2 separate regions of the Homo sapiens genome follow, and region 1 is linked to region 2. Evidence: chromatin loops called from intact Hi-C (ENCODE). Cell type or tissue: GM12878. All regions are shown on one strand. Each heading gives the region's core, and the rest is flanking DNA. Links, peaks and the distances in the headings are about the cores only. Region 1 overlaps NIPBL (NIPBL cohesin loading factor). Region 2 overlaps NUP155 (nucleoporin 155).

Region 1 (9,560 bases), core at 581-8,580, 270 kb before region 2:
CTGAATTTACTTTTCATTTGTCTGTCATTTATAATATAATAAATATAAAAATTGATACCCATTGCTTGAAGCACACAAAGACTAGCATTACTTCCCATCTAATGCACATTAATAAGGAACAGTAGTCAACCTCGGTCATTCTCCAAAATTGAGAGCCAGTAGCCTCTAACAGAGGTCCATTTATGGCACCTAAGGAAATTGTTGATATGCTTTATATTTTTCATACAGTCTTTTTTAATTTTTTATATTTTATAAATATATTTTATTTTTATAATAGAACAATATATTAAATATGGAAAATCTATAATATCATACCAGAGATGTTAGGCTGTTAATATTAACATACACTATGTTTTTCTAAAATAAGGTGTGAGTAGTAAGACATTGCTTAAGTAAAATTATCCATCAAATAAAGATTTTAAAGTATATATGACAGCATAGTGAGTTACGTGGTTTACATGTATAATGTCATTTGCTTTATGAAGTAGGTACTATTATCTCTGTTTTACAGATAAGGAAACTGAAGCTTAAAGAGTATAAGTAACTGCTAAAAATTTGAAATTTTAAAATACTCTAAAAACTTAACAAATATAAAGGTTTCTCACATACTGTGTTCCTAATGTTCCTAAGGAGCTAATTTTAACTGTTTCTCTGCTGCATTTGTTTTGCTGCTGTGGTCAGTTTTTTTGATTATCCAAATTACAAGCTCTAGGTGAAAACCTCAGGACTTCCTGAGAAAACTTTAAGAACTGAGGAGAGTAGTAAAGGATAATAAATACCTAAAAACAACATGCATTTACTTCTGAGACACTAATTCTATCTTTAGGGTTCGTATTAGATCCAGAAATAAATTGTTTAATAATTGTGGCTAATAATAGCTAATAATTTTTTAGCACAGTACCAAGCACTGTGAAAATTTTACATGTATTATCTCATTAACTTTGTGAAGTAAGTACTATTATGATCTCAGTTTTACAGATAAGGAAATGAAAGCTTAAAGAATATAAATAACTGGCCCAATGTCACAGAGCTAAGCAGTCCCAAAGTTAGAATTCAGCCCCATGTCTGCCAGTAGAGTCTGGACTATAATGAAACCTGTTATATATTATTTATATCATAAATAGTCCTTGCATGATTTTGAACCAGTGATTTTTTTAAAACAAAATCACTTTTAAAATGTCTTGTGCATTTTTTATGTATGTATGTACACAAATATAAAGTTGTATATAAATAAGAGTATCTCATACATGGTAAACTTTTTCTTAATGTTTTGTGGTTTTGATTTTTGTTTTTATATCCTATCTCCATCTTTATTCATCTTCCCTTCAGAATAAACATCTTAGAGTATCCTTAACATACTTTTATAGTTGTGGACACAGAGGTATATATAAATGGTTGACCGGGTTTTGTAAAAATTGAATCATATTATATAGATATTTGTTAGGCATATTTGGTAATCTCACATTACCTGGTATATATCTAATTCCTTGTTTTAGATGGCTATATATTATCCATTTTATGGATGTCCTATGATTTATTTAATCATTTCCCTATTTGGCAGGTGTTTACATATTTCCTTTGGATCACCACTACAAACAATTTTTAAATAAACATTCCAATTTAAATACCTAAGTACTGGTGACTTTATTTTGTTGGAACAGTTTCTGAGAAGTGGACTTGCTAGGTTGAAACAATGGTTATTTTGGTGTTCATTTTTAATTGATCTTGCCATTTTGCAGTGGATGTGTTTTATACAACCTTTTGGAAAGCTGTATGTGACAATCATTGTCATTATTTAGTATTCTTTGCCAGTCTAACAGGTGGTAAGGAATAATTCATTATTGCTTCAGTTTCCTTCCCTGACTGCAAAGAAGGTTGAGCATCTTTTCTTGGTACTGACCAGTGGGGCTTGCTTTTCTGTTAATTCACTATTTATATCATTTTCATATCATTCGTTCATTTTACCTTTGAATAATAGGCTTTTTTTTTTAGGAGAGCTCTTTATTTTAGATATTAAACCATCTTATAGTATATTCATTACAAATATTTTTTCCTATTCTGTTCTGTTGCTCTTTTACTTAATGGTTTCCATCTTTCTTTAAATTTTTCTTCTAGAATTTAAGATATTTCTTTTACTTGATTTTCCAGGCCAGGATGTTAAGGGAAGGTTCAGAAAATGCTACTTTTTTGTTGTTATGTGGTGGTTTTTTTTTTTTTTTTTTTTTTTTTTTTTGAGACTGAGGCTCACACTGTCACCCAGGCTGGAGTGCAATGGTGCAATCTTGGCTCACTGCAACCTCTGCCTCCTGGCTTCAAGCGATTCTCCTTCCTCAGCCTCCCAAGTAGCTGAGATTACAGGTGCACACCACCACACCTGGCTAATTTTTTGTATTTTTAGTAGAGACGGGGTTTCACTATGTTGGCCAGACTGGTCTTGAACTCCAGACCTTATTGATCTGCCCCGCCTTGGCCTCCCAAAGTACTGGGATTACAGGCATGAGCCACTGTGCCCGGCCTATTTCTTTTTTTTTTAAGACACAGTCTTGCTCTGTTGCCCAGGCTGGAGTACAGTCCTGCACTTCTGGCTGACTGCAACCTTCGCCTCCCAGGTTCAAGCGATTCTCATGCCTTAGCCACCCAAGTAGCTGGGATTTTACAGGTGTGCACCACCACACCCGGCTAATTTTTGTATTTTTAGTAGAGACAGGGAATTGCCATGTTGGCCAGGCTGGTCTTGAACTCCGGGCCTCAAGTGATCTGCCTACTGTGGCCTCCCAAAGAGCCGGGATTATAGGCGTGAGCCACTGTGCCCAGCCACTACATTTTTTTTTTTTTTAAGTAAAATGCTAGCACTGGTTCTCAAATGAATATCTTACCCAACAAAAATTCTTCTATCCCTAGACCCACTTTAACTCATTATGGGAAACAACAGGATTTCTATGCTACTTAAAAAGAATTTATCTTTTCTTTTTAATCCTGTGGGGATCCTAAAAGGAAGGATGAATATGATGTGGGAATTTCTTTTTTTTGTAATTAATACTCCTACAAGCCAAGTGGTGGGAATGTTTTTAACTAGTGTGTTAATGCACTCAAAAAGTCCAAAATGGGCTGGGCACGGTGGCTCACGCCTGTAATCCCAGCACTTTGGGAGGCCGAGGCAGGCGGATCACGAGGTCAGGAGTTCAAGACCAGCCTGGCCAGCATGGTGAAACCCTGTCTCTACTAAAAATACAAAAATTAGCCAAGCATGGTGGTGCGCACCTATAGTCCCAGCTCCTCGACAGGCTAAAGCAGGAGAATCGCTTGAACCTTGGAGGCGGAGGTTGCAGTGAGCCGAGACTGTGCTACTGCACTTCCGCCTGGGTGACAGAACGAGGCTCTGTGTCAAAAAAAAAAGTCCAAAATCTATGCCGGTAATCCATTACTAACAATGAGGATTAGTAGCTTAAAAACTAGATTAAGGCTGGACATGATGGCTCACACCTGTAATCCCAGCACTTTGGGAGGCCGAGGCAGGCAGATCACAAAGTGTGGAGTTTAAGACCAGCCTGGCCAATATGGTGAAACCCCATCTCTACTAAAAATACAAAAATTAGCCAGGCGTGGTGGCAGGCTAGTTGTCGATCCATATTCCCGACATGCTGGTGCTTCTCCTTCCATGCCTCCAGCTACTCTGGAGGCTGAGGAGAATCACTTGAACTCAGGAGGCGGAGGTTGCAGTGAGCCAAGATCGCGCCACTGCATTCCAGCCTGGATGACAGAGCGAGACTCCGTCTCAAAAAAAAAAAAGAAAGGAAAAAAAAAAACTAGATTAAAAACATGCATTGAAAGCCTTACTACACACACGCGCGCACACACACACACACACACACACATATAACTTTGATTGCCTTTGGGGAAATGAACTGGGTGGCTGGAGGATAGATAGAAACAAGACTTTTTATTGTAAATCCTTTTCTACCTTTTGGTTTTTTTTAAAAAGTCTCTACCTGTTTTTTTAAACATGCTTATTAGTTTTTCTAATCAAAGAAATAACACATTTAAATTTAAAATAAAGAAGTCCTAGGCTGAGCATGGTGGCCCACACCTGTAATCCCAGTACTTTGGGTGGCCAAGGCAGGAGGATCACTTGAGGCCAGGAATTCAAAACCAGCCTGCGCAACATAGTGAGACCCTGTCTCTACAAAAATGAAAATTAAGGCCGGACGCAGTTTCTCACACCTGTAATCCCAGCACTTTGGGAGGCCGAGGCAGGTGGATCACGAGGTCGTGAGTCCTAGACCAGCCTGGCCAAGATGGTGAAACCCCGTCTCTACTAAAAATACAAAAATTAGCCAGGCATGGTGGTGGGCGCCTGTAATCCCAGCTACTCGGGTGGCTGAGTCAGGGGGTTGCTTGAACCCGGGAGGCAGAGGTTGCAGTGAGCCAAGATCATGCCACTGCACTCCAGCCTGGGCAACAGAGCAAGACTCTGTCTCAAAAAAAAAAAAAGACAATTAAAAAATTAACCGGGTGTGGTATTATGCGCCTGTAGTCCTAGCTACTCGAGAGACTGTCAGGAAAATCGCTCAAGCTCAGGAGCAGGATTGCATTGAGCTGTGATTGTGCCACTGCACTCCAACCTGGGCAATTGAGCAAGACTGTGTTTCTTAGAAGTAAAGAAGCCTTCTGCCTGGTTCTGGGATTCTACATGTTTATCTGTCATAGAAAATTTTAACACAGGGTTTCTCAACCTCAGCACTATTGACAGGACTAGATGATTCTTTGTTGTCAAGGATTGTTCTGTGCATTGCAGGTTGTTAAGCAGCATCCCTGGCCTCTATCCACTAGATGCCAGTAGTGGCTCCCATTGTGACAACCAAAAATGTCTCCAGATACTGCCAAATACTCCTGTGTCAGGATACGGGGGAAGAAGCTTATTCCTGATTGAGAACTACTGGGTTAACATACACAGTTTGGAAAATACTAATCGTAAAAACTGTACCAGTCTTTGTATAATGCTGTCAATATGTAAATACCTTTGTTTAGAATTGACTTGTGTTACATTTTAGGGAAAAAATATAACATTGTGATTAAGTGACCCCAAAGTCACATTTTGGTAAGTTAGTTGTCGGTACATATTCCTGACATGCTGGTGCTTCTCCTTCCATACCTTGAAAAAAAAACTCTAACAGACTTTTTTTTTTAACTGGACCTTTACGTGCAAAATGCCCTATTTCTGCCCCCAAATACGTAAAGCTGTATATAGTTTCTTTTCAGGTTTTGGATATTCATAAAGCATTAATTTTATTCTTATAGACGCAAAATGATTTCATGGTTATCTGCAATGTTGCAAAAATCCTAGAGCTAGTTGTACCACTGATGGAGCATCCAAGTGAAACTTTTCTTGCCACTATTGAGGAAGATCTAATGAAGCTCATCATCAAATATGGCATGACTGTAAGCACTCAGTTTACCATTTCTTTATTCATTAGTGTAAAGTTCTAATGTATTTTATTAAAATTTTTAAAGCAAATATTTGTAAAAAGCTAAGTTTTTAAAATAGTATATTTTTAACTTTTATCTAAACATTTTCTATATCTTTTAGGTAGTGCAACATTGTGTGAGCTGTCTTGGAGCTGTTGTAAATAAAGTGACACAAAATTTTAAATTTGTGTGGGCTTGTTTCAATAGATACTATGGTAAGTTCAATACCAGGGTTTTAAAATTATTCTGCTAGGTCCTGCAGGGGGTCAGCTCATTTTAAACACATTTGATAAAAGGCTAGACTCGAGGAAATTATGAGGTGTGATTATCCACCGTGGTCCTCTCAGAAACAATATTTTCTAGTGTCTTTTGTATTTCCTGAAGAACCCACTGTGATTACTTCAGAAATTTATCTCCTGATAAGTAAAGATTGGTAAATTTTTTGCGCACTGTGAAAAGTAAAATTTAAATTTTCTTACATTAGTTTAGACTCTGAAGAGCACTCTCATAATTCTAGACATATTTAATATTTAGAACCATTAGTAAAAATTAATTGGCTGGGGACAGTGGCTCATGCCTGTAATCCCAGCACTTTGGGAGGCCACGGCGGGTGGATTACCTGAGGTCGGGAGTTCGAGATCAGCCTGGCCAACATGGTGAAACCCCGTCTCTCTACTAAAAATACAAAAATTTGCCAGGCGTGGTGGCACACGACTGTAATCCCAGCTACTTGGGAAGCTGAGGCAGGAGAATCACTTGAACACGGGAGGCGGAGGTTGCAGTGAGCCAAGATCATGTCACTGCACTCCAGCCTGGGTGACAGTGAGACTCCATCTCAAAAAAAAAATTGTAATTCATTAGTAGTAATTACTTGAACTTAGTAATTCAAAGATAAATATTATAAGTAAATATTACTTATCTTTATTAGGTGCCATTTCAAAATTAAAAAGTCAACACCAAGAGGACCCAAATAACACTTCACTTCTAACAAACAAACCAGCACTTCTTAGATCCCTTTTCACCGTTGGAGCACTATGTCGGCATTTTGATTTTGATCTGGAAGATTTTAAAGGCAACAGCAAGGTAAAGGTAGTAATACTTAAAATGCTATAAAACATAGAGCTATATGGCACTGTGATCTGAGAATGACAGTAGTGACCCAGGATGAAGGCAACATTAGAGTAGTCTGGTTTAATGAAAATTCTGAAAACAGTGCTGCTCAAAACGTGGTCCTCAGACTGGCTGCTAATCCATCAACTTTTTGTTACTGGTGTGTAACCAGATAATGAAATTTCCCTGACAAGTTATATCAGTTTTGTAACAGTAGCACACTGTTGACATCAACAGCTGACTTTTTAAAAAAAATTTTTTTCAATGAAGGAAACAATGCACTGATTTACATTCCGAAACAAGCTTCTTTGTCACAGACTGATACTTTGAATGCCACTGTTCTAAAATAAATGGAATTGGTTACTTATTTTTTTAATAAAGTTCACACAAATTCTCATTGTTTTAAGGTATTTTTTTCCTTTATAGTTGAAAATTAATCTAAGTTACTGTTCATGAACACTTTAATGTGTTTTCCTCCCCTTAGGTTAACATAAAAGATAAAGTACTTGAACTATTGATGTATTTTACAAAACACTCAGATGAAGAAGTACAAACAAAAGCTATCATTGGTCTAGGTAAGTCTAAATTTCTTTATAATTTGTAGCTATTTGAGAGGGATAGAGCATATTTTTAAATATTGTGAATCTAAATTGTTGATTTACTTTAATATGTTTCTATTAGCAGTAGGATTTGGTGTATAGAATGTAGGTCTGAGGATTAAAACAACTGGGTTGCATTCTTGTCATGGCCATTGACTTCCTGGGTAACCTTGAGCAAGCCATTTGTCTGTTCATCAGTTTCTTCATTAGTAAAATAGAGATAACAATACTTTCTTCTACCCCTCCTCCATAGGGTATCTTAAGAACATTTATTAAAGCCCTTTGATAAAGAAAAATAATATAGAAGAATTCTGTGCTCTTTGCATTTTTTTAATTGTTCTTTTTCATTGCAAAGCTTTGTCACTACAGGAAGCTGCCACATCTGGTTAAAACAATGATCAGTCTACACTGACTTATTTATATAAAAGCAAATAGTAAGCAACCCAGAAGGAACAATTTGGATATATACCTGTTTTATAATGTTTTTCCAGGAAGGATTGATGTAATAAAAACATGTTTTGCAATTGTTAGGCAGGTCTATGTGGCTTATATCTAGGAAGGAATTAGAATATGAGGAAATAGGAGGTGAATGGCATTAAAGTACCTGAATTGAATGCACTTCAAAAAAATACAAGAACAGTCTGTCCAGGTTTTTGGTTTTTGTTGTTGTTTTTTTTGGTACAAATACAGTTGGCCTTCCATATCCATGGGTTTCACATCTGTGGATTTAACCACCAAGGATCAAAAATACTGAGAAAAAAAAATTACACCTGTACTAAATATGTACAGACTTTTTTTGTTATTATTCTCTAAACAATACAACAGCAATTTACATAGCATTTACATTGTATTAGATATAAATAATCTAGAGAAGATTTAAAGTATACGAGAGGATATGAGTAGATTATATGCAAATACTACCCCATTTTATATCAGGGACTTGAGAATCCACGGATTTTGGTATCCCTGGGAGGTTCTGGAGCCAATCCCCCATGGATACCGAGCAATGACTGTACACGTAAAGCTACCCAATGAGATTAAAAACTTATTTGGAAATTTTATTTTGGTGTTATGATTAAGGTTTATACTTTAATCTGCATGAGTAGTTATTTATATTAGTCTTTTGAACAAAAATGAGTAAGAAAAGATTCTAACTTACCCATACCTTATTAAATCATGTTTATGATTTCTGTAAATAAATTGAAACCTTATCATTTTATTCCTCCTCCATCCCTTTTTGAAAATTACATATAGCACATAGAGTAAAAATTCAGACATCATTTACTAAGGAGTTAAATTGATGCAATATTAACTTCAAGCCAATGTGTACCTTCAGATATTCAGTCTGGACATAATTTATACGGAGTGGCAAAACTAATAGTGTTACAAGTATTTCAGAGTACAAAAAGATGAAGTTTTAACTTAAGCAGCGCTATTCAGAAAATATTGCCTCTAGACCAGTTAATAAAAGACATCTTGCCTGGGCCATAGTTATCCTGAGTGACCTTGGGCTAGTTATCTGATCACTCTATGCTTTGAGTTTAGTTTGTTGTTTGTTACCAATAATACTTGCTATCATCAGAGATCTTCATTTTTTCCTCAAATAAACATTATATACAAATAAACATGGATGATATATTGCTACTTATTAACCCGTGGTTATAGGATTCAGCATTGTGGCCTTATTATAATGCCATATGAAAAAGAAATGGAAGATATTTTTAGCTCTGGTTTATTATATTGTTTCATCAAATGAATATATTTTAATTTTTTTTTTAAAATAATGTCAATGTAGTACCTTCTGCTGGGGATCTGAAAAATGTTTGCAGACATTATTTCTTAAATCCTGAAAACATCCCTGTGAGGTAGGTGGGTGGTAAATATTATTATCCCCATTTTACAGATGGAGAATTGAGGCACAGAGAGATTATGTGACTCACCCAAGGTCACACTACAAGTCAGTGGTGGAGCCAGGAATAGAACCCAAGACTCCTGACTCCTAATCCACTCCCCTAGCCACTAGGCCCTGCTCCCTCCTCAAGGTTTCCTCTTGTGTGAAATTCTCCTTTGAAATGCAATTTCTTGTTTTTAATTCATGGGGAAAGAAGTACCTGCTCTAATGCTTCTCTAGGTAAGGCCACCAGCATATTCTTCCAGTCATTTTAAGTTTTAATTTTTTGAAATAAGGAGCCGTTTATATAATTTATTAACATATTTATTAAATGTTTTATTTAATTTTAATATGAATATATGATGAGATTTTTCCCCTCTCCCATAGGATTTGCCTTTATTCAGCATCCAAGTCTAATGTTCGAGCAAGAAGTGAAGAATCTATATAATAATATTTTATCTGATAAGAACTCCTCAGTCAATTTAAAAATACAA
Region 2 (17,213 bases), core at 4,175-12,174:
GCACTGCACTACAGCCTAAGCAACAGAGTGAAACCCTGTGTCAAATAAATAAATAAAAATATTTTTAAAAAGAAAAGCTAAGCTTAAAAGAGTATACACTGGTTTTAAGAAGCCACATATTCCAACCCCTTTCTTAGATGAGGATTCTGAGGCTAGGAGAGGTTAAGAGATCTAACTGACTGAGGTCCTATATTAAGTGAAACAAGATGGTTCATCATACATGATACCTCTTATAACAAACAATGAAATAGGTAATAAAGTATCATACCTTAGAACAAATTGCATCATCAGTGCTATATAGAAGTGGGCAGATATCCTGTAAATGTAAACTAATGCCATCAACAGCGGCATTATCTCTGATGTAGCAGTTGATAAGAGAAGCAATTAATGCCCCTGTGAGTTCTTTGTCCCTGATTACAAGATCTTTAAAGGTGGTGATCTTCAGCTGCTCTTGAAGTTCCTAGGAGCATAAAACTTTTCTATCACAATTATAGAAATACCATATTTCTAAACATAATGAAATTATTTTAATAAATTAAAATAACCTAAATATTAATAGACTCTATAATTGAAAAGCGAAAATATACTAATTAGTAGAAACAAATTTTTGCGAACTTACATAAAATCATAGAGAGTTGGAAAAGAACCTACAGTAGATCTAGTCCAAAACTCTCACTTTCCAAATGAGAAAAGTAAAGCTTAAGTAGAGCCAAAACTAGAGTCAGATCTCCTGGCTTTGGTTATAAAATGGAAAAAACAATCACTTGGCTATATTTGAAAATCTTGGGCTTACATATTACTCCTTCCTAAACACTGTTAGAATTCCATTATTCTAGGCCTTATAATAATATTGGAGTTTAATCTGTATTGTGAACAAATCTGCTTGTCCAAATGAAGCTCTAAAGTATTGATTTATACTATAGTAAAAGATTCTGTTAGTGATGTGACTGCTATCTCTTTTTTCTAAATTCAAGGAAATACCCAAACTGTGTTAAAATTCTTGAACAAATCTTTAATTTGCATTCATTGAGCATGCCATTGGTGATGTAAGGAAGAGAGCTTTGAAGATGGATCACAAAAACATACCCAGGATAAAAACCTACCTACAATATATTTATCACTCTATAAAACTCAAAATTATTATTCTACTTGGTATGAAAAAGATAAGTTTCATAATTAAATATATTAGCTTGAATTTTTAAAAATAAAAAACAGTATGTATTTAAAAGAAACAAAACCACCAACAAAAGCCACACTATTCATTGGACACTAGTGGAAAGAATGAGGAGACTGCCTTCCAACGTTGAAAAATGGTATACGAGAGTCAAAAAGTAAGTGTTTCAGAGTAATGAAATATCCATACAGGACAAGGAAAAAGAATTTTTTTTTTTTTTTTTACAGAATTGCAGCTAGTAACTGGGGAAGGAATCACAGATTTAAAATATTATCCTTTTGGCCGGGCATGGTGGCTCATGCCTGTAATCCCAGCACTTTGGGAGGCCAAGGCAGGTAGATCACCTGACGTCAGGAGTTCAACACCAGCCTGGCCAACATGGCGAAACCCGGTCTCTTACTAAAACTACAAAAATCAGCCAGGCGTTGTGGCACATGCCTGTAGTCCCAGCTACTCGGGAAGCTGAGGCAGGAGAACTGCTTGTACCCGGGAGGTGGAGGTTACAGTGATCTCAGATTGCTCCACAGCACTCCAGCCTGGGTGACAGAATGAGACACTGTCTCAAAAAAAATAAAAAACAAACAAACAAATAAATAAATATTACCCTTTTGTAATCCTAAATGAAATAATAAATTCCAGCAATGATTATCAATGGATGATTAAAATCTGATGGAGAATTCCACAATGGCAGTATTAGGCTTACTACTTGAATCCAGCAATTTATCTTAGTATAACTAAAAGAAGGACAACGAAACCTTTTGTATCTTCTAACAGTCTGATGAATAAACCACTACCTATGAAGTATTCTATTCTTCCTCAAAAAAGGACCTGAACTGAATCAAGCCTATATAATAAACTTTCATTTTATAGAAAATGCAGGAGATAGAGGAAGAAGCTCGCTACAAAGAGGATTAAAAAAAAAAAAGCCTTAGAATGTCCTTAGAATGCTGGACATTCTACTGGATGGATGACTGGATTTCTACAAGGCAACAGCAAGGAAAAGAAAAAGAAGGAAAGACTGCTTTAGACTGAAACAGATGAAAGAGAAAAACAAATTCCATGAGCAAACCCCTTAAACTGTTTAGATCCTGATTTGAATGAACCAATCTGTAAAAAGACATTTTTAAGACAGATTTTGCTATCAAATATTGACAGTTAATATTGGTAACTATCCAGCCTAGGAGATACGGTGAAACCCCATCTCCACAAAAAAATACAAAAATTAGCTAGGCGTAGTGGTGCGTGCCTATAGTACCAGCTACTCGGGAGGCTAAAGTAGGAGAATCACTGGAGTCCAGAGAGGTCAAGGGTGCAGTGAGCCGTGATCATGCCACTGCACTCCAGCCTGGGTGACAGAGCGAGACACTGTCTCAAGAAAAACTGGTAACTGATCATGACATTGTTGTTGTTCAAGGAACTGTCTATTTTTTTTAGAAACACAGTATCTTGAAAATGCTGAATGAGTCAAATGTATATGGGAGTTACAGTTTTTGCTCTACTTTTGTATACGTTTAGAAATGCTCACAATTAAATAAAAGGTAGGAATAAATTTCCTCTATATATTCTATCTAACATTTAGATTAATGTTGATTATCCTTATCCTTAGAAAGGATTCAAATGTGAACATCAAAAGAAATATGAACCATTTATTTCCTACAGTGATAAATATCTTCCTTTAAAGTAGGAGCAGTTGCCGGGCATGGTGGGTCACGTCTGTAATCCTAGCATTTTGGGTGGCTGAGGCGGGTGGATTACCTGAGCTCAGGAGTTCGAGATCACCCTGGGCAACACGGTGAAACCCCGTCTCTACTAAAATACAAAAAATTAGCTGGGCGTGGTGGCATGCACCTGTAATCCCAGCTACTCAGGAGGCTGAGGCAGGAGAATTGCTAGAACCCGGGAGGTGGAGGTTGCAGCGAGCCGAGATTGCACAACTGCAGCCTGGGCGACAGAGTGAGACTCCATCTCTTAAAAAAAAAAAAAAGAAAACATAAAATGAAGTAGGAGTGGTGTATATGTGTGTGTGTGTGTGTGTGTGTGTGTGTGTGAGAGAGACAGAGAGAGACAGGGTCTCACTCTGTCACCCAGGCTGGGGTGCAGTGGCACCATCATGGCTAAGTGGCGCCTCAACCTCCCAGGCTCAAGTGCTCCTCCCACTTCAGCCTCCCAAGTAGCTGGGACTACAGGCATGTGCCACCACACTTGACTAATTTATTTTTTATTTTTAGTAGAGATGGGTCCTGACATCTTGCCCAGGATAGTCTTGAATTCCTAGGCTCAAGTGATCCTCCTGCCTCAGCCTACCAAAGTGTTGGGATCACAGGCGTGAGGCATGGTGCCCAGTCAAGAGTATTTAATTTAGGTTGTTGGGCCCTTTGAAATTATAAGCAAAAGTCTGTGTGTCCATGTCGATATGCATTTCTTTAAGGGTAGTGAGAGATAGCTTTTATCAGATTCTCAGAAGAACCTGTAGCTCAAATAAAGGGTAAAGTCCACTGTTTTAAAAAATATGTTTTGTAAAGTATGACTTCATTCACATACCCACAAGTAAAAACTTGCGGCTTTGAAAAAATAGGTCCCCCAAGTTGGTACGCTTTTTTTGTGCCATCTTCCCATAACATACTAACTTCATCATAACTTAAATGCTTCCCAAAATAATCCCCTCCAAAGCCAAAATACTCATCCAAAAAATCCAAACATAGTATTAATGGTATAATCATAAAAAAATAAAAAAAATTACCTTCTGAAGTTCTGCCACAATGATAGTGAATTGATGTTCACAAAGAAGTTTCCATAAAGCCAGAGCCTGATATGATTTTCGAACCAACTGCTGAATTGCCTGAAGTGAAATCTTTTCACTTAGTTGAGCCTCTAATGAGAAAACAAAATAAATTATTATAAAATAACATAGGTTAAGTTGCTTTATTTCAAATAAAAACTGTAGTTAAGGTTGAAATCCCTGTTGTTTTCTTCCTAGCCCCCATTACAGGCAACCATGATAATCAGTAGTATTTATGTTATTATCTTCTCCGTGTGTGTATATATATATGCTTCTGTGTTTGTGTAGGTACACATAAACCATGAAAATATTGCTGTGTGGCTGGGCGCGGTGGCTCACGCCTGTAATCCCAGCACTTTGGGAGGCCGAGGCAGGTGGATCATGAGGTCAGGAGATCGAGACCGTCCTGGCTAACACGGTAAAACTCGGTCTCTACTAAAAACATAAAAAATTAGCTGGTGGGGGGGATGGCGGGTGCCTGTAGTCCCAGCTACTTGGGAGGCTGAGGCAGGAGAATGGCGTGAACCCAGGAGGCGGAGCCTGGGCGACAGAGCAAGACTCCATCTCCAAAAAAATAAAAGAGAGACAAAAAATTTAAAAGATAGTAAAAAAGAATTTACAAAATGATGAATAGAAACCTAGGGTCCTCAGTAGGGAAGAAAGTAACTTGGGACAAAAGTAAATGGTTGAGTGTTAACTGAGAAAGTTCTACTGGCCAGGCGTGGTGGCTCACGCAAGTAATCCCAGCACTTTGGGAGGCCGAGTTGGGCGGATCACCTGAGGTCATGAGTTCAAGACCGGCCTGGCCAAAGTGGCAAAACCTCATCTCTACTGAAAACACAAAAACTAGATGGGTGTGGTGGCACACGCCTGTGATCCCAGCTACTTGAGAGGCTGAGGCAGGAGAATCGCTTGGACCTGGGAGGTAGAGGTTGCAGTAAGCCAAGATTGTGCCAATGCACTCCAGCCTCGGCGAAAAAGCGAGACTCCATCTCAAAACAAACAAACCAGAAAGTTCTATCACGGCCAGAAAAAGTAACTCTAACCCTAACAATGGAAGGCAAAAGAACTTAGAAAAAATTAAATGGCACAAAAAGTTCATGCAATAACTTATTATTGTTCTAACTTGTATCTGGAATAACTGAAGATTATGAGAACTTTTCAGTTGCCTTGCTCTTTCCTTACTTGTTACTACTTATAATTGATAAAAAGCACAATGAAATATTTGATTCATATTTTTAGCTCTATAAAAAGGCATATTACTAATCATTAGGGAAATGCAAATCAAAATCCCAATGAGATGCCATTCCATGTTCATTAGGATGGCTATATATAAAAGGACAGAAAAATGACAAATGTTGGCAAAGATGTGAAGAAATTGGAACCCTTGTGCATTGCTACTAGAAGTATAAAATGCTGTGGCTGGCCAGGCGCAGTGGCTCACGCCTGTAATCCTACCACTTTGGGAGGCCGAAGTGGGTGGATCACCTGAGGTCAGGAGTTCAAGACCAGCCTGGCCAACATGGTGAAACCCCAACTATACTAAAAATAAAAAAATTAGCTGGGTGTGGTGACACATGCCTGTAACCACAGCTACTCGGGAGGCTGAGGCAGAATTGCTTGAACCTGGGAGGTGGAGGCTGCAGTGAGCTGAGATCGCACCATTGCACTCCAGCCTGGGAGACAAGAGTGAAACTCCGTCTCAAAAAGAAATAAAGATAAACATAAACATAAAATGCAGTAGCTGCTATGAAACAGTATGGCAGTTCATCAAAAAAATTAGTAATAGAATTACCATATGATATAGCAATTCCACTTCTGGGTATATACCCAAAAGAACTGAAAGCAGAGGCTTTAATTTGTATTTGTTCACCCATGTTAATAGCAGCATTATTCACGATAGCCAAAAAACGGAAGTAACTCAGTGTCCATCAACAGATGAATGGATAAAGGAAATGTGGTATATGTGCACATATGCACATATACACAATAGAAATTACTCAGTCTTAAAAAGGAAGGAAATTCTGACACGTTACAACATGGATGAACCTCGAGGACAGTATGCTAAGTGACATAAGCCTGCCACAAAATGTAAAATTTGATTTCATCCTAATAGGGTACCCAGAGTTGTAAAATTCAAGAGACAGAAAGTAGAATGGTGGTTGCCAGGGACCTAGGATAGGGGAAAAAAATGGGGGGTTATTATTTCATGGGTACAGAGTGACTTTTGGTGTTTATTTTTTTTAAGACAGAGTCTTGCTCTTGTTGCCCAGGCTAGGGTGCAATGGCACAAATTCGGCTCACTGCAACCTCCGCCTGCTGGGTTCAAGTGATTCTCTTGCCTCGGCCTCCCGAGCAGCTGGGATTACAGGTGCCCGCCACCACGCCTGGCTAATTTTTGTATTTTTGGTAGAGATGGGGTTTCAACATGTTGGCCAGGCTGGTCTTGAACTCCTGACCTCAGGTGATCCACCTGCCATGGCCTCCCAAAGTGCTGGGATTACAGGTGAGAGCCACTGCGCCCAGCCCAGAGTGACATTTTTGGGGAAGATGACAAAAGTTCTGGAGATAGATGCTGGTAATGGGTACATAAAATGAATATACTGAATGCCACTGAACTGTACACTTAAAAACAGTAAAAACGGGCCAGGCGCAGTGGCTCTTGCCTGTAATCCCAGCACTTTGGGAGGCTGAGGTGGGCGGATCATGAGGTCAGGAGATTGAGATCATCCTGCTTAAACACGGTGAAACCCTGTCTCTACTAAAAATACAAAAAAAAAAAATTAGCCAGGTGTGGTGGCGGGCGCCTGTAGTCCCAGCTACTCAGAAGGCTGAGGCAGGAGAATGGAGTGAACCCGGGAGGTGGAGCTTGCAGTGAGCCGAGATCATGCCACTGCACTCCAGCCTGGGCGACAGAGTGAGACTCTGTCTCAAAAAAATAAATAAATAAATAAAATAAAGTAAAAATGGGGCTGGGCACGGTGGCTCACATCTGTAATCCCAGCACTTTGGGAGGCCGAGGCGGACGGGATCACCTGAGGTTGGAAGTTCGAGACCAGCCTGACCAACATAAAGAACCCCGTCTCTTCTGAAAATACAAAATTAGCCGGGCGTGGTGGCACATGCCTCTAATCCCAGCTACTCGGGAGGCTGAGGCAGAAGAATTTCTTGAACCCAGGAGGCAGAGGTTGCAGTGAGCCAAGATCACGCCATTGCACTCCAGCCTGGGAAACAAGAGTGAAACTCTGTCTCAGAAACATAAACAAATAAAAAGTAAAAATGGTAAATTTTATGGTATATATATATTTCACCACAATAAAAAAAACATAATGAAATAGGTGTGTATCATGTTTTCTGGTGGAGGAAGGAACAAAAATGTATATGCTAAAAGAGATAGGGAAATATACAATATCCATATTAATATCCATATTATCCTACTTTCCCAATCACACTTTTTTTTTTTTTTTTTGAGGCAGGTTCTCACTCTGTCACCCAGGCTGGAGTGCAGTGGCATGATCTCAGCTCACTGCAACCTCTGCCTCCCAGGAAGAGGTGATCCTCCCAACTCAGCCTTCCAAAGTGCTGGTATTACAGGTGTGAGCCACCACCCCGGACCCAATTACACTGATATTTTAATTACAAATATTTGTGTACAAAGTACATCTTACTAAGAAAGTCCATTGTTTTCTATTCAAGTAATAAAATTTTACTGAGGTCATGTACGCTTAACTGATGAGAAGCAATAATTTACCATGAAACTTCCTCTGCAGTTCCTGTTGCATTTGCTGGGGATTTCCGTTTTCAGGACGCATGAATCCTATCAGCCTCTGCTGCACTTTAGCAGTAGTACTGAAACAGAAATTGCAGAATGTGTGTGTTTATAACAGCTTTATTGAGATATAACACATACAGTACAATTCAAACATTTAATATGTTTACTTTTTTTAAATAATTCAGAAGGTTGGGCAACCAACACCAGAAGGGCTGATGGCCAGAAAAAATTTATGACACAGACTAAACAGATGCTACTTAAAATGACTGAGATTAAATCAATTAAATGACTGAGAACATCAGCTATAAATTTTCCTAACCTGTAGAAAAAAAAAGATCAAGTAAAAAGAGGGGGTAAAGGAGAGAAAGGAAGGAAGGAAATTACGGAAGAGAAGAAACAAGCTAGATACAAAAGAGTTAATATGATTCTCCAAAGAGAATGGGACAGAAGAAACATAGATTGAGTATCCCTAATAAAAAAAAAAACTAACATCTGAAATGTCCCCAAATCTGAAACGTTTTGCACATCAGCATGATGCTCAAAGGAAATGCGCACTGGAGCAATTTCGATTTCAAATTTTCGGAATGGGGTGCTCAACCTAAGTATAATGCAAATATTTAAAAATCAAAAAAAACGTGAAAGCCAAAACACTTCTGGTTCCAAACAGTTCGGATAAGGGATATTCAATGTGTATCACAATACATAAAAAACGAGAGAAGAAAACTGATCAAAGCCAAGACGTTCATTCTTAAGGCTCACTGAGAGCTGTAAAGAAGATATACCTAAAGACATCATGTGACTTTTGAATTTCGGTAACAAAAAGAAAAAAACACAAAAAAATTTCAAAGTAAACACTAAGTCACTTACAAAGGAAGGAGAATCATACAGATAATGTACTTTTTCATCTACAACATTAAACTTTGGGAAGAAAATGGTGCAAAATGTATACGAAGATCTGAGAAATGGTCTATGATCTTAAAATCCCACATTCATTGGGCAATAAAAACGAACAAAGCATGAATACATCCTACCACATAAATCTCAAACATGAGCCCCCAAAACACACTAAGTGAAAGAAGCCAGACTCAAAGACCACACAGTATGATTCTGTTTATATGACATGTCAAGAATAGGCACATCTACAGAGATAGAGCAGATCAGTAAGTGTCTGGGGCTAAGAAGTGGGAATGGAAAGTGACTGCTAATGGACATGAGGTATGTCTCCTAGATAATGGAAGTGTGCTAAAACTGGACTGTGGTGATGGTTGCACAATTCTATGAATTTACTAAAAGTCACTGAACTGAACATTCAAAATGAGTAAATTTAGTGGTATGTAAAGTAGATCTCAAAAATCTGTTTAAAAAATTTCCATAGTCAATGAAACTAATGTTATAGGAATCCAAGGGTTGGTCGAAATTAGGACATGTATTAACTCTATTGTTAAAGGTAAGGGGGAAAATGATATGATCATCTCTGTAAAATGCAGTAAATACATTTGACAAACTCACTTATTGAATATGGTAAGCATATTCAATATGTTAAATATATGAATATGTTAAACATATTCAATAAGGGCTGAGTGCGGATGGCTCATGCCTAAAATCCCAGCATTTTTTGAGGCCAAGACAGGAGGATCACCTAAGCCCAGGAGTGCAAGATCAACGTGGGCAAAACAGTGAGAACTTGTCTCTACAAAATGTGAAATAAAAAAATTAGCTGAGCATGGTAGCATGTGCCTGTAGTCCCAACTACTCAGGAGGCTGAGGTGGGAGGATCACTTGAAGCTGGGAGGTCAAAGTTGCGGTGAGCCGTGATCATGCCACTGCACTCCGGCCTGGGCAACAGAGTGAGACCAGTCTCAAAAAAGAAAACCAAAAAACACCTCAAGTAAGGGTGGATGCAGTGGGTCATGCCTGTAATCCCAGCACTTTGGGAAGCTAAGGAGGGAGCATAACTTGAGGCCAAGAGTTTTAGACCAGCCTGGGCAACACAGTGAGACCCTATCTCTGAGAAAAATAAGAAAAAATCAGCCAGGTGTGGCAGCACATGCCTGTAGCCCCAGCTACTCAGGCGGCTGAGTCTGAGATTGCAGGGAATAATGATCACATCACTGCACTCCAGCCTCAATGACAGAGCAAGATTGCCTAAAAAAGAAAAAAAAAGAGAAAAGACAGACAGAGATAAGTGGCAGGGCGCAGCGGCTCATGCCTGTAATCCCAGCACTTTGGGAGGCTGAGGCGGGTGGATAACCTGAGGTTGGGAGATTGAGACCAGCCTGACCAACAAGGAGAAACCCCGTCTCTACTAAAAATACAAAATTAGCTGGGCGTGGTGGCTCATGCCTGTAATCCCAGCTACTCAGGAGGCTGAGGCAGGAGCATCGCTTGAACCCGGGAGGCGGAGGTTGCGGTGAGCCGAGGATCATGCCATCGCACTCCAGCCTAGGTAATAAGAGTGAAACTCTGTCTCAATTAAAAAGAAAAAGAGAGAGAGAGAGATTACCTTGTGCAGAGAGGAGAAAGCAAGTAGAGCTAGACAAGAAAAGATGGAAAAGATGAAACTATCTCTGTTTGCAGATGACAGAACTGCTTCTGTGACAATTCAAGAAACATCAATGAAAAAAACATCCTGCTAAAAACTGTAAAGATAAATGAGTAATTAAGAGAAATTAGAAGTAGATTAGAAAATTTACATATAATTGCAGATGTAATGGTAAAATTCAATTAACAAAAGACCATAATGTTAGAAAAAAAACCAAACAAACTAAAAACATCTGACAAGTAAAATTCCAGATAATTTGGAGGGAGAGGGATGGCAGTAGAAGGCAAGGAAACAAAATGTAATAGAGTTTGTTAAATTATTAATGCTGACTGAGATGCATGTCTGTCAGAATTTAAGACTAACAGAGGAAGAAAAATCATATGTAGAACTTCTTAATTGGTGTTTAAGGTAGAGAGAGGCCTGATCAATCCAATACAATAAGGAAATGGGAAAGGGAAGAAAATAAACAAAAAGCACAAATTCAGGATGGGGAGAAAAAAATCAAACATTTAACTAGACCAGATGCAGTGGCTCACTCCTGTAATCCCAGAACTTTGGGAGGCTGAAGGTGGATTATCTGAGGTCAAGAGTTCAAGATCAGCCTTGCCAACATGGCAAAACCCTGTCTCTGCTACAAATAGAAAAATTAGCCAGGCATGGTGGTGTGGGGCTGTAGTCTCAGCTACTTGGAAGGGTGAGGCAGGAGAATCGCTTGAGCCAGGGAGTTGGAGGTTGCAGTGAGCTGAGATTGCACCACTGCATTGCAGCCTGGGCGACAAAGCAAGACTCTGTCTCCAAAAAAACCAAACCAAAACAATAAACCACATTTAACTAATTCCAATAAAATGGGAAGGAGGTAAATTCTCCTGCTTAAAAGATAAAGACAGGCCAGGCGCGGTGGCTCACCCCTGTAATCCCAGCACTTTGGGAGGCTGAGGCGGGCGGAGCACGAAGTCAAGAGATCGAGACCATCCTGGGCAACATGGTGAAACCCCATCTCTACTAAAAATACAAAAATTAGCCAGGCTTGGTGGCACATGCATGTAATCCCAGCTACTCGGGAGGCTGAGGCAGAAGAACTGCTTGAGCCCAGGAGGCAGAGGTTGCAGTGAGCTGAGATTGCACCACTGCACTCCAGCCTGGGCAACAGAGCAAGACTCTGCCTCGGCAGGGGCAGGGGAATATATATATATATGTATACACACACACACACAAAGTATGAATAATGTTATATAAAAGTGTACTTACTTAGACTCTGTTTTTGCTTTTAAAGAAGTGTATATTTATGTATGCTTTATTATTTATTTATGATATTTTTTTTTGAGACAGAGTTTCACTCTTGTTGCCCAGGCTGGAGTGCAATGGCACGATCTGGGCTCACCGCAACCTCCGCCTCCCAGGTTTAAGTGATTCGCCTGCCTCAGCCTAGCTAGTAGCTGGGATTACAGGCATGTGCCACCACACCTGGCTAGTTTTGTATTTTTAGTAGAGACGGGTTTTTCCATGTTGGTCAGGCTGGTCTTGAAATCCCGACCTCAGGTGATCCGCCTGCCTCAGCCTCCCAAAGTACTGGGATTACAGGCATCAGCCATCACGCCCGGCCTATTTATGTGTTTTTGTAGTGACAAGGTCTCCTATATTGCCCAGGCTGGTCTCGAACTCCTGGCTTCAAGCAATCCTCCTGCCTTGGCTTTCCAAAGTGTTGGGATTATAGGTGTGAGCCACTCTGCCTGGCCTACATATGCTTTAAAAAGATTATACTGTAATACCTCGTTAACAATTCTAAGGAGTGATGTGACTCCCCCAATGCCATGTGATTATTATTTTTCAACAAAAAGTCCGTATTATATTAGAGGCTTAAAAATATCCATTCTTGGCTGGGCGCGGTGGCTCACGCCTGTAATCTCAGCACTTTGGGAGGCCGAGGCGGGCGGATCACGAGGTCAGGAGATCGAGACCATCCTGGCTAACACGGTGAAACCCAGTCTCTACTAAAAATACAAAGAATTAGCTGGGTGTGGTGGCAAGCGCCTGTAGTCCCAGCTACTCGGGAGGCTGAGGCAGGAGAATGGCATGAACCCGGGAGGCGGAGGTTGCAGTGAGCTGAGACCGCACCACTGCACTCCAGGCTGGGCGACAGAGCGAGACTCTGTCTCAAAAAAAAAAAAAAAATCCATTATTGCTGGGCATGGTGGATCACCTGAAGGTGGTCAGGAGTTTGAGACCAGCCTGGCCAACATAGTGAAACTCCATTTCTACTACAAATAGAAAAATTAGCTGGGCATGGTGGCAGGCGCCTGTAACCCCAGCTACTCAGGAGGCTGAGGCAGGAGAATCGCTTGAACCTAGGAGGTGGAGGTTGCAGTGAGCCGAGATTGCACCATTGCACTCCAGCCTGGGCGACAAGAGCGAAACTCCGTCTCAAAAAAAAAACCCAAATGTCCACTCTTGGTCGGGCATGGTGGCTCACGCCTGTAATCCCAGAACTTTGGGAGGCTGAGGCCAGTGGATGATGAGGTCAGGAGTTCAAGACCAGCCTGGTCAACATGGTGAAACCCCGTCTCCGCTGAAAATACAAAGAAGAATTAGCTGGGCATGGTGGTGCACATCTGTAATCTAAGCTACTTGGGAGGCTGAGGCAGGAGAATTGCTTGAACCTGGGAGGCGGAGGTTGCTGTGAGCCAAGTTGGAGCCTTCGTACTCCAGCACGGGTGACAGAGCAAGAGTCCGTCTAAACACATGTCCACACAAAAACTTGTACAGGAATGCTCATATCAGCATTCTTATTAGCCAAAAAGCTGAAACAACCCAAATATCTATCAACTGATAAACTGAGAAATGAGACAAGTAGTAATACATGCTACAACAATCAAACCTTGAAAACATGCTTGGGGAAAGAAACAGACACCAAAGGTTATCTGTTGCATACTTCCATTTATATAAATATTTCTATAAAGATTCCATGTATATAAATATGTCTATAAATATTCCATTCATATAAATATTTCTATATTCCATTTATATAACTATATTTCTATAAATATTCCATTTATATAACTATATTTCTATAAACATTCCATTTACATATATTCATATAATATATTTATATATTGTGTATCTTATGTAATATATAAAATATAATATTTATATAAATAGTCAGAAAAGGCAGATCTGTGGAGACAGAAAGTAGATTAGTGGTTGCCAGGGACTGGGGGAAGGTCCATGAATAATAATGGCTGGTCATGGGCACAAGAGTTTCTTATTGCTGTGATGAAAATGTTCTAAAATTAGATAGTGGTGATGGTTGCATAACCTTGTAGATACACTAAAAAATACTAAACTGCACACTTTAAAAGGACCAACTTTGTAGTATGTAAATCATCTCAACAAAAAATACAACGAAAAGAAAAAGATGAATTAATAAACCCTATTTATTCTTACTTTGGATTTCCTAATGGTCCTCCTGCAAACTGGGAGTTTCTGTCTAGAAATTCCTGCAAACCCTTTAGTTCTTGTAGCACTGACTCTAGCAGTTGGCAGGGAACACTACTTTCAATCTGTAAAAATGAAAGATTTTTCAAAAGTTTAAAAACACACCCTCTGTATAGCTATAATATAAACAATTTTAATTTTGAAATGAGTATCTCTATAGTTATTTCTTGTATCAATTCACACCTGTTGATCCGAATAAAGTATACCTACACACTTCCTCTCCTGCCAGTAACACTGATGCATAACTAACATACAATAAAATACAAATACTAAGAAAACATCTTGATTACTTTTATATATTTTTGTATAGTCATCACCCAGACCACAATACAGAAATTTCCAACACCAAAGAAAGTTTCCTATGTTCCTTTGTAGCCATTAGTCATCCCACCTCTGAGGTAACTACTTTTCTTACTCCTATCAACATAGATTAATTTTACAAGTTTTTAGACTTCCATATATATATATGGAATCATATACTGTGTTAGGCAAATACACTCTTATTCTTAGAAACTTGAACTTTTTTTTTTTTGAGAGACAGCGTCTTGTTGTTGCCTGGGAGTGTAGTGGCGCGGATCATATCTTACTGCAGCCTTGACTTCCTAAGTTCAAGTGACCCTCCTTCCCAATTAGCTGGAAGTACCAGCACATGCCACCACATATCTGACTAATTTTAATCTTATTTTATTTTATAGAAAAGGCATCTGGCCGCGTTGCCCTGGCTGGTCCTGAACTCCTGGGCTCAAGCCTTCCAAAGCATTGTGGTTACAGGCACGGGCCACTGTGCCCAACTCATGAACTTTAAGAGCCTCACAATTAAAAATATATTTGGACTGGGCGTGGTGGCTCACGCCTGTATTCTCAGTGGAGGCCGAGGTGGGCGGATCATTTGAGGTCAGGAGTTCGAGACCAGCCTGGCTAACATAGTAAAACACTGTTTCTACTAAAAATACAAAAAATCAGCTGGGCATGGTGGCGCGCACCTGTAATCCCAGCTACTCGTGAGGCTGTGGCAGAAGAATCGCTTGAACCCAGGAGGCAGGGGTTACGATGGGCCGAGATAATGCCATTGCACACCAGCTTGGGCAACAAGAGTGAAACTGTGCCACTGCACTCCAGCTTGGGCAACAAGAGCAAAAAGCAGTCTGTAAAGTATGCCAATTCATAGAAATTAGTGCTGGGTCCATGGAGTTTTCGTTCATATATATGTCAAAGTATTACATAGTAAAATTTGAGCAATATTAAGTTGCTTGAGTTATCCCTCATGACAACCTTATGAGGGAGATATACTACGCCCCTTCTTTTACCATGAGGTATCAGGCTCTGAAATGTTAAGTAATTTACTCATATTCAGACAGTTAATCAATGTTAGAGATGAGATTTAAACCTGAAGGTAAGCAGTTTGTTGTCCAAGAATGCAAACATATACATAAAAGAATAACCCGCCAGGCGCTGAGGCCCCCTGCCTGTAATCTTAGCACTTTGGGAAGCCAAGGCAGGTGGTTTGCTTGAGTCTAGGAGTTTGAGACTGGCCTGGGCAACATGGTGAAACCCTATCTCTACAAAAACTACAAAAATTAGCCAGGCATGGTGGCGCACACCTGTAATCCCAGGTACTCAGGAGGCTGAGGTGGGAGGATCGCTTGACCCCAGAGGGCAGAGGTTGCAGTAAGCTGAGACTGGGCCACTGCACTCCAGCCTGGGAGACAGAGCAGGACTCTGTCTCAAAAAAAAAAAAAAAAAAAAAAATAACCTTTGCCATCTTATTTGTGTAATATCAGGAAATGTGAAACAATCTAACCATTTATACCATCAACTGGCTACACAAAAATAACAAAATAATATTATACACACTTACTGCAGTGATCTCTCTGTTGCCACTCTTGAATATTCTCTCCACAACTAAGCTTGCATCCCAAATGTTTCTGGAAAAAAAAAAGTTTTAATGATTGTGCTGTAAATGAATAAAAACAATTACAATAAATTTCTTTCTCTAGGAACTTAATGGCTTTATTCAGTTTTTAAAACTTGCAGTGGTTTCATTTAACATTTTACTAAGCTATCTAGAAGAGTGGAATACTAGAAAATTTTCATACCTGATGTACCTAAGTTTTTCAGATAATGAAATATTACTGAAGAAAAATCAAAAGGCTCTGTATAATAAATTGTAAACAGGAAATTTATAAAGGGGCTCTGTACTGTTTCATACTTTTAAGCAAATGAGATGAATGAAATCATACATCTCAAATCTAAGAGAAATATATATTAGGCATGATAGCTAACTAAGATAACATGATAGACTGATTGCAAAAACAACCACATTTCTTTATCCCTCCCTATATCTATCCCCTCTGCAGTATGATTTGATGTCTCTCCCCTAAAAGGTGGTCTATTTCCCACCTTTTAAATCTGAGTTGGCCCTGTGACTTCCCTCTGGCCAAGTGAATAAGGCGGAAAAGTGCATGGTAAGCCAGTTCTGAGTTTAGAATAAAGGTTTTGCAAGTGTCTACTCTTTCTCAAGGAACTCTGCCACCACCAACTAAATAATCTTTGGCTGGCCTGCTGGGGGATGAGAAACCATGTAGAGAACAACCAAGCTGTTTCATCTTGGGCCATTCTAGACCAGCTGGAAAATATAACCTTGAACATGTGAGAGTCTAGCCAAGATAAGCATAGCTCTCTTTAACTTCACAACTGATTGCCTATTCTTGAGTTAGCCCAGCAAGACAAGAACTGCCCTGTTGAACTGTAGACACATGTCACTGAGTTATGGGGAAGTTTGTAACACTGTACATTCATATGTAAGTAGATATACAGTTGACCTTTGAACAATATGGGCTTGAATTGTGTGGGTCCACTTATACACAGATTTTTTTCCCACCTATGCTACCCCAGCACATCAAAACCAACCCTTCCTCTTCCTACTCCTCAGCCTACTCAGCGTGAAGACAAGGATGAAGACTTTTATGATGATCCATTGCCACTTAATGAATAGTAAATATATTTTCTCTTCCTTATGATTTTCTTAATTTTTTTTCTCTAGCTTACTTTATGGTAAGAATATAGTGTATAACACATATAACACAAAATATCAGTGTTACGGCTGTTTTAGAATTTGTCTAGCAGGTTTTCTGGTTTTTACGAGACTCCCCCATACTCCTACACCATGCAAAAGTTAAAAAAAGAAAACACAAAAAACATACAAAACGTGTTAATTGATTACTTATCAGTGAGGCTTCTAGACAGTAGGCTATTAGTAATTAAGAAAGTCAAAAGTTGTACATGAATTTTTGACTACATGAAGGTTGAGGAATGGTGGTTGGCATCCCCTAACCCCTGTGTTAAGGAACAACTGTATTTTGATGCTACAAAAATAGATTATGAGAGAGTAAGAGAAATAAAACACAGCAATGAATATAGTTAGATAACAAAAACTGGAATAATAGAAAAGTTT

What was found. Hi-C counts contacts between places; a loop is a spot of excess contacts. Peaks named below come from ENCODE experiments on the same cell type or tissue, not always from the same donor. Only the 100,000 strongest peaks of a DNase experiment are listed, where the experiment ranks them.
Region 1: a loop joins it to region 2, with 2.3 times the contacts of the local background. A loop is called at or near these places in 12 of 110 quality-filtered maps.

Annotation. Positions count from the first base shown.
Region 1 is chr5:37,039,049-37,048,608 of GRCh38, forward strand. NIPBL (NIPBL cohesin loading factor) reads left to right here. Exons shown (of 47, transcript NM_133433.4): 35 at 5,299-5,439; 36 at 5,588-5,681; 37 at 6,395-6,549; 38 at 7,061-7,151; 39 at 9,454-9,560. Among named protein-coding and RNA genes, the nearest start is that of NIPBL, 170 kb to the left of the region's middle. In GM12878, for the core only: a CTCF peak has its summit at 4,824 (motif pointing right); no DNase peak of the experiment used is centred there.
Region 2 is chr5:37,310,284-37,327,496 of GRCh38, forward strand. It overlaps NUP155 (nucleoporin 155), which reads right to left. Exons shown (of 35, transcript NM_153485.3): 19 at 15,618-15,684; 20 at 13,709-13,824; 21 at 7,705-7,802; 22 at 3,915-4,045; 23 at 269-460. It also overlaps the pseudogene RNU7-75P. Among named protein-coding and RNA genes, the nearest start is that of NUP155, 52 kb to the right of the region's middle. In GM12878, for the core only: no CTCF peak of the experiment used is centred there; a DNase peak (open chromatin) is centred at 7,661.